Regions from separate parts of the Homo sapiens genome. Here region 2 is linked to region 1. The links are chromatin contacts, found by Hi-C in ENCODE. All regions are on one chromosome and are shown on one strand. Each heading gives the region's core, a stretch centred on a gene start or an enhancer-like site at or near the end of the contact. The rest is flanking DNA. Distances are from core to core; before and after follow the strand shown. Region 1 holds the start of ACSS1 (acyl-CoA synthetase short chain family member 1). Region 2 holds the start of SYNDIG1 (synapse differentiation inducing 1).

The links. A loop is a pair of places that touch in the nucleus more often than their neighbours do.
Region 2: a map of ascending aorta shows a loop between it and region 1 (2.3-fold over the local background). The contact joins the promoter of SYNDIG1 here to the promoter of ACSS1 in region 1. A Hi-C loop is called at or near these places in 1 of 168 maps with a recorded cell type or tissue (ascending aorta).

The regions. Positions count from the first base shown.
Region 1 is chr20:25,056,597-25,060,771 of GRCh38, reverse strand. It overlaps ACSS1 (acyl-CoA synthetase short chain family member 1), which reads left to right and starts at 2,633. Exons shown (of 14, transcript NM_032501.4): 1 at 2,633-3,003. The coding sequence starts at 2,670. RefSeq lists enhancers at 2,152-2,757, 3,408-3,537 and silencers at 2,378-2,907, 3,038-3,307.
Region 2 is chr20:24,467,561-24,471,772 of GRCh38, reverse strand. It overlaps SYNDIG1 (synapse differentiation inducing 1), which reads right to left and starts at 2,144. Exons shown (of 4, transcript NM_024893.3): 1 at 2,020-2,144.

The DNA.
Region 1 (4,175 bases), core at 1,384-3,883:
GATGACAAGGGTATGAGCCCAAACAACAGGAAAATGCCATTTCCATTCACTGACATGGAAGATCCGTGTTGTGGGGAAGAATCCCAGGACTTGGTATGTTTCAGATGTGAATGAGACATTTGAATACAGGACTGAGATGTGGAGGAAAGGTCCAGGCGGGAGGTGTCAATATGAAAGTGAGAGGCTAGAGAGCTGGCTGCTGTTTCCTAGGGGGCAGGGGAGAAAGGGGGATTTGAGGGCTGAGCTCCTGGGCACTTCAACACTTGGAAGGCAGAGAGAAGAAAGGCACCCAGTACAGGGCACTGAGAGGCAATAGTCAGTGAGTGAAAGAACCATGCATTTTTCAGCCTCAGTTGTTGTATCAGTTACCACTGCTGAGTTACAAACCATCCCAAAATTTAGTGGCTTAAATTTATTCCTTCTACAATTCTGTAAGTGGACTGGGAGGTTCCTTTGCATCCCAGGTGTTATCTGGGGTGACTCATGAGGCTGCCTTGGCTGGGACAGGAGCCTCCACATTGGCGTCATTCTTGTCTGGGAGTTGGTCCTGGCTGTGGATGGGACAGCTTCATCCTCGCCCTGGGTCCCTTCCTCTGGAAGGCCAGCCCCGCTTCCTCACAGCTCGCAGCTGGGTTCCATGGGAGGATAAGCTGGGGCTACGGGGTCTCTCAGGACCTCCACATGGAACTGTCACAGCATCCCTCCCACCAGGCTGTACTGGCCAAAGCAATCCAGCCAGCCAGGGTCCTCCTCTGGACAGAGCAGCACACCATCATGTGCAGGCGGTGCAGGCGTGGGAAGGAAGAGTTGGTGGCCGTCTTTGGGACCCCCTGCCACAGTTAGGAGCTTTCTCAGTTTACAATTTTACTACTCACTGACCTCTGCCTCTCAGTGCCCTGTACTGGGTGTCTTTAATATTCTATTCAAATGAACTTAGGCCAACGAGCTCCCCACTGGGGGCACTGGGTGTTAGTCTTGCTCTTCCCTTAGCCAGCTGCATGCTCTTTAGTAAGTCCTTTTATTTATTTGGGCTCAGTTTCCTCATTTTTTCCACCTGGAGTTTGACAGTTGGTGGGAATGGACAGCACTAGATAAGTTTCAAATTAAGTAGACTAGTCGGGTGCCGTGGCACACGCTTGTAGTTCCAGATACTCAGGAGGCCGAGTCAGGAGGATCGCTTGAGCTCAGGAGTTCCAGGCTGTAGTGAGCTGTGATGGGAACCATTGCACTCCAGCCTGGGCTACAGGCCCTATCTCTAAAAAAGTATCATAAATAAATAAAGGAGAAAATGCAGGTCAAGCGCTAGCACTGTGCAGGGCATGTGTTATGCTAGTAGATGTCACTGATTCTCCAGCTCTAGGTACACTCCTGTCTTCTCTGGCAGACAGCAGCATTCCCCAGCAGGGGCTGGTGGCTAGCCCACGCAGAGGCTCCTCCAATGGCAGGCTCCTCCCCTCTGCAAGCCCTACAGCTCAAGGGAAAGAAACTTTCCCATCACAGAGAACTCAATAAACCAGTTTTCCAAAATCTCTCTTCCCTGTGTTTACCCGTTTGTTATGAATTTACTTCTTGGGTGTCAGAATATTTAAGAACTCGGTGGAGACCAGTTTTATACGTTTCCTTCTGTCCTTCCTGGCTCCACAGCTGCAAAAACATCATCCCCACTACTGAGCTTACTATGGGGCCACGCAAGGGTAGACGCTTGACAGACATTGTCCAATGTATTCCTTACTGCAGCTGCCCACCCCCGCCGTCCCCGCCCCCCAGGGAGACATTACTTCCGTCTTCCCCAAAAGGAAAACGAGGCACCGAGAAGTTAAGGAACTTGCTCAAGGTCACAGAGTTTGAACTCAGGCTACAGATGCTGCAGCAACTGGAGAAAGTCCTCATCGCCCCATATCACCCACCACCGACCCCCAGCAGGACGTGACCCCCGCCAGGACGGAGGCCGGCAGCTGGGGGGCTGGAGCATGGGACCCAGAACACGGACTCAGGCTTGCGCAGCCTCCTGGCTTCTAGGCGGGAGCCTAGAAAGGCGCCAGCCCCTTTCGCGTGCTGCTGAGACTCCAGGGGTGGGGTTCACTCTCAGGGGCGCACAAAGGCATGAAAACCTTGGCTTCAGCCTCTGAGATGCGGAACTGACCGACCTATTGTCTTGGGACCCACCAGTGCGCTTGGGTGCACCAGCCCCCTTAACGTTGGTGCCGGCTCCCTCCCGGCTCCTCCCCATCCCAGAGGGTCCCCTCGCCCCAGGCCCTGAGCCTGCGTCCTGGGGTCCTGGGCCGCACGTGCCTCTGGCAGCTCGAAGAAGCTGTCGGGGCTTGCAGGAGAGCGTGCAAACTGAAACCAAAACAGGCCGACTCGAGGAACATCCGGGTGGGACCGCAGACTCACCGGAGCGCAGCGCCTGGGCCAGGGCCTGGGACCCTGCTCCGCCCCGCGCTCCCCTGCACCCCTTCCCCACGCTGCTCCCCTCTTCCTAAGCGGCCCCCCCTCTCCCGGGCAGCAGAAGAAGGGGTGGGACCCGGGCGGGCTCCGGGAGGGGGCCCTGGAGGAATGGATGGTGGCGGAAGGGCGGAGCAGGGGCGGGGCCCGCGGAGACTCCACGGGGCGCCCCGGGCGTGAGGCACCCACTCTGGGAGCACAGAGAGCTCAGGTAGCCTGCCTAGATGGCGGCGCGCACCCTGGGCCGCGGCGTCGGGAGGCTGCTGGGCAGCCTGCGAGGGCTCTCGGGGCAGCCCGCGCGGCCGCCGTGCGGGGTGAGCGCGCCGCGCAGGGCGGCCTCGGGACCCTCGGGCAGCGCTCCCGCAGTTGCAGCAGCAGCAGCACAGCCAGGCTCGTATCCCGCGCTGAGTGCACAGGCAGCCCGGGAGCCGGCCGCCTTCTGGGGGCCTCTGGCGCGGGACACTCTCGTGTGGGACACCCCCTACCACACCGTCTGGGACTGCGACTTCAGCACTGGCAAGATCGGCTGGTTCCTGGGAGGCCAGTTAAATGTCTCTGGTGAGTGGGCTTCGGGAGACCCAGGACGCCCCCAACTCTTGGGTCCCGAGGGGACTCGGAGCCTCTCGCCAGCGGCAGCCGTCCCCGGGCAGCGCGGATCGCAGCCCTGCAGGGGCCCCTCCTCCGGTATTCCGTCCGCCCCGCCCGCTCTAAGCAGTGGCTCCACGTCACCCCGTCCCTCATCCCATCGGGCCCCAGATCCACGTGCCCAGCTCGGGCCGGCGCCCGCGGGGACCCGGCGGCCGCTTGGGACGCCCCGCTGCTGGCCTTGCTCGGCGCGGCTCCTCGCTCGGCGGACTCCAGAGTTGCGTTACCGGGTGCATAGCGCCGCTGAGCAAGAGCCGGCGGGGAGCCGCGGGCTACACCCGAGCGCCCCGGAGTCGGGACTTTCCCGTTCCCATACCGGGGTGGAGGGAAAAACAAAGCGGTGGCGGTTGTCACTGCGGGCTGCGGTGCCCGGGGATCAGCCTGGGGACAAGCCCTGCCCACGTAAACAAACAGAGCTGTGGCGGGCGACCTGGGGAGGAGGAAACTCGGCGTGGCAGCTGGAACCAGTTATTTCTTCGCTGCGGGCCTGGGGCCTGGGGCCTGTGGACGGGAAGGAAGTAACGGCGGCCTCCCCGTTCTCGTTCTCGGCCTCAGAGAACTGCACCCCAGCGACCTGGGGCCTGCTTTGGACCCGCGGGGTCTGACGTCGGCCCCAAACAGTTGACTGGTGGTCAGTTGTTTGGAACTTGCTGAGCAGAGGCCCTGCTGCTCTGCTAAGATTTGGGGCTGGGGGTCGTACACAGCACCCTCGCCCCCACCTAAGGCGCTGACTGGGCACCGAGGGGGAGGCCCTGAACTGCAGGCAGGGCTGGCCACGCAGGGTGGGTGCCAAGTGCGAGGTGGGCTCCGGATGCAGGGTGGGCCTGGGTGTGGGGCCTGCGGGGAGGGGCTGGCAGACACGGTGTTGATCAGAGGGATGCAGACCAGAAGGGTGGTCATAACCAGCTTGCTGGATTTGGGAGTGTTTAAGAAAGGACCTGCGGGTCTTTATGGCAGGGTCACCAGGGCCCCATTTTCTCCAACTCCTCCCTCAGTTGTCCTTGTTGTTCTGCCCCCCCAGCCCTCAGTCTCCTCATTGTGAGGATGGGGGCAGTCATGCTCAGAGGTTAGGCTGAGTGCTGCAA
Region 2 (4,212 bases), core at 895-3,394, 590 kb after region 1:
GTGGCCTCCAAAACTCTACCAAAGGTAACTGCAGGTGGTGACTGGGTGGGGGGTACACAAAGCTTCAGTGCTATTCTCTGTCTGTCACTGTGTACAACTGAAATTTTCCATAATAAAAAAGTTTAAAAATAGGTTTCTCCATCTTTTCTTTCCTTTTTTTTTTTTTTTTTAACAAGGCCCTCTTGATTATGAGGATTCCGTTTTCAGGCAGGAAATGGGGACAGGGTGAGAGAGGGCGCCGATCAGCTACTGTCAGGCTTGCTCCTTGCAAAGGGGCGGGCGGTGGAGAGAGAGGGGAGGGAGGAATTAAGGGGATCGCGCTTCCTCAGGGCCCACAGGCCTCATACCTGTGGTGTGGACCTCCAAAAGAACGGGCCACACCACCGCCAAACACAGAGCACGCAATTCAACTAAAAATTCGACTTCAGTTTCTTCCTGTCCGCGCCAGAACGGACATCAGACTGCCCCCCGCCCGCCTCCTAGCAGCTCCTTTTCACTTCGGCTGCTGCCAGGATTTCGCGACCTAGACCCCTCTTTGAAGACCACTTCCGATCCCCGACGCGGCAGCCCTTGAGGTCGCAGCCTAGCACGGAGAAGTTGGCCGGCTCTGGGGGCTATGAGGCTGCTCACCCCACAGGCGCAGGTCTACGCAGCACACACACCACCTCCTTCTTTGGACTCAGACCAAACACGCTGGGCTGTAGGAGGGAGACGGACAGATACACGGACTCGCGCGCGCACGCCTCACCAACTGATTCCAACCAGAAAACGGAGCCACTGTGTAACGCCCAGCCCCCCTCCCCTCGACACCCCCAATCAGCCAAGCCTTCGGCCGGTGTCTGCTGCACTAAACACCAGGACGTGGCCAGGGAAGGCGCAGGCATCGGTCCGAGCCAGGAGCGCCGCGGCGCCAGCGCATCTGACGTCGCAGGAGGACTGTGCGCACCTGAAGTCTGGGTGCCAAGCGCCCAAGCCTCTGCGTGCAACGAAACCCCCAAAGGAAAACAGGACTACCAGAAGACCCCTTCCTCTCGTCTTTCAGAAACGCCAAGCGGCCCCTCTGGCCGCCTCCTCAAAGCTCGGCTGCCAGAGCCACTCTAGTAGGGTCTTGCAAAAAGCGCATAGGGACAAAGCCCCTTCCCTAAGAAAAGTGCCCAACTCATCCAGTGAGCCATTCCTTCCTCCTCACTGCCCAGAGAGTGCACATGAAGAGGCAGAAATCACGACTAGGAAAAAGCGAGATTCAAATTGGAACCAAAAAAGCGTATGTGCTCGCTCCCATCTCGGCGCCAGGGCTGTGGCTCCCAGGGCTGCAGGCTGTCGCGGCTGCCAGGGGCCAGACAGCTTTTGAAGGCAGGTCTTGTCCTGGCTAGAGGAAAGAGGCTCCAGGAGTCTCTGCTTCCGCCACGGTCGCCCGTCGGGATTCCCCATCCCAAGCGCGCTTGCACCTTGCCTGCCGCTCCGCTCGGAGAATTAGTCTGTTTCCCTTCCTACTCCCAAACAGACCTAGGTCCCCAGCTCCGTGGCCGCCCGGCTCACCAGCCCTGGCTGGTCTCCTTCGGGTCACTCCGAGGGGCAGCCCGAACCCGCAGAGCCTTGGCCCGCCGCGCGCCCTCATGGCCCTGCTGGGCAGCCTGGCTCCGCTACGCTCTCAGTTCTCGGTCTCACCAGCTCCCATCGAATTCGCACAGCAGCCCCTTCGCGTCTCCCGGGGTGGCAAGGCACCAAGGTGCAGCCCAGGCCAGCATCGACCCCTTCCTGGGCATTTTCTCTGCCGGCTCAGCTCCCCCTCCCGCCCTGCGACCCCGTGTCTCCCAAGTCTCGTCGCGGCGACCACCCGGACTTACCGCGGGCGCCACGCCGCCGCCGGGTCTGCGCGCTCCGAGGCGGAGCCAGGACTAGGACACCCGCCAGCGCAGGGCAGCCTCCAGCTCCCGCCGCCAGCTCGCGGCCCCTGCCGCGACCCCGCCCACTGCGGGCCCCTCCGCCCGCCCCCGCGGCCGGGAGGTCTGGACTTACCTCCGGGACAAGGTGACCCGGCAAGTGCGCCCAAGCGGCCGCCCGCGACTCTCCCGAGCGAGCGAGCGTGCGGGGCGGTGCGGCGCCCGCCTCTGCTCCTCCGCTGCCAGGCTCTCTCCTCCTCTGCCCTCCCCTCAGCGCCGCTCTGCTCCCCACGCCTCTCCCCGCCCTGCGCTCTCCGCCTGCGCCCCCGGCTGCCCCGAGCGCCGGGCGCGGGGCAGCGGCGGCAGCCCGAGCGGCGGGGAGTCGGGAGCTGCGGCGCCGGGGCGGAGCCCAACCCTCTCGGCCCCCGGGAGAGGAAGGGGTGCGGGGAGACTCTCGTCGCGCTCGCCTGGCCGGCAGGCTGGGCGAGGGGCGCCCTGGGGCGAGCCGCTCCTCTTCGCTTGCCGAGCCTGCCGACGCGCGTGCTGGAGGCAGCGGGCGCGGGCCCCGGGGGAGGAGGGCAGGGAAGAGAAGGAGGGCGCAGCCCGCGCGAAGGTGGCCACCAACTTTGGCCCAGACCAGGGAGGCCCTAGCGGGGGATCGCGTCCAGATGGTGGCCCGCGGCCAGTGTCTGACAATGTGAGGGCCACAGAGGCTGGGGGCGGGGGATAGCTGCGGGGGACTAGGAGGACAGGAATTTGCTGCCCGACTAGAGGAAGGGATGGCTCCCCTCGGTCCTAAAGGCCTCCCCAGGCTGCGGTTCGGTTTTGAGGTTAAAAATGACCCAATTTATGGATCCGGCGAATGTTCAAGTCCTGACCAGCTAAGCCCTGGAGGAGCAAGCGGGCGCGGAGTTCAGACTCCAGAGACCCCCTCAGCCCTGAGCCAGCCTGTTGTTGGCCCATGGCGGGCCCGCCCCAGTTGGAATTGGAAGGAAACTAGGGCGGTGGTAAGACAGTCTGCGTTCTAGGAGCGGAGGAGGTGGTGTTTGCAGTGTAGATTTCATAGAGAATCAACTCTGAAAAAAAGATTTACCAGAAAGGGGGTCAAAAGTTATTTAGAAAAGCATCTGTGCGCCCCCGTTTCAACACTAGGCAGAGGCCCCAGTCCTGCCACCCGCAGGCTGGTACACTGGTGGTCAGAGAAGGTTAAGCTCCAGAGTTCCATGGCTCCCAACCTTCCTAGAGCCCTCCCTCCTGCCTGGTAACCCACCATTGCGCTGCGTCTTGCCCAGGTGTCCTGGTGGGCAGGGGCAGGAGTTAAAGGTGGTGCCAGGAACAAGAGGTCCTTCCTATATTCCTTTCAGGGGACGTGGCTTCTAGGGAGCCTCCGCAGCCCAAAGAGAATGCTGAAATGCAGAGTGCCAGAAGGAGGCATTTGAAGGAGGCGCGGATGAGTGGAACCAGTACTATCACCTGAATTCCATCCCCGTCTTCATGTCTGCAGCCCCGCGAGACACACCTGATGTTTCTTCCTTTAGGTCCCCAGAGCTGCAAGGCTGTGGTCTGGAACACTCAGAAACGGGCACTGTTCATTTCTCCCATCTAGCAGAACTTCTCAACTTGGAAGAACATGCCACCACACTTTAATAAAGCAGCTTACCTTTCCGGAGTCCTTTCCTGAATAAAGCAGTTTCCCATCTAAGCCATTAGGTTGAGCAGATACTATTAGACCCATTTGAGGTGGAGAGTCATTGATCCCATTTATCAAATGAAGAAATTGAAGTTTAAAAAGGGTAATTGAGATTGTGTAGCCACCCAATGTGCAGGAGTAGCCTGAAGCTCGGGTTCCCTGCCTCTAAGTCACTGCTCTTTCACTTGCCCAGCCTCTGGATTGACTTTTGAGGCAGATTTTGTTTTGACGAGAGAACACCTGCCTGGGCTGCAGCCAGGACTCGCCTTTGTCTCCTGGGTGCTGTTTGAATTTAATCGCGCCACTGCATTCCAGCCTGGGCGACAGAGTGAGACTCCGTCTCAAAAAAAAAAAAAAAAAAGAAAGAAACAGAAGGTGGACTCTTCCCCCATGACACACACACACACACACACACACACACACACACATCTTTCTGTAATTCAAAGGGGCCTTACACTTCATTTCAAAAGAAACTCACAGGGCCAGGACGTGTATGTAAAGAAACAGATGTCACCCACTCCTGGCAGATGCAGCAGCTCATTAAGGGCTCCTGGTGGGAAGCTCAGTTGCCCAGCACACGATGGGCAGTTTCTCTTACCTGTGATTCCCTTGTTGTGGCTTGAAATATTATCTGGTATG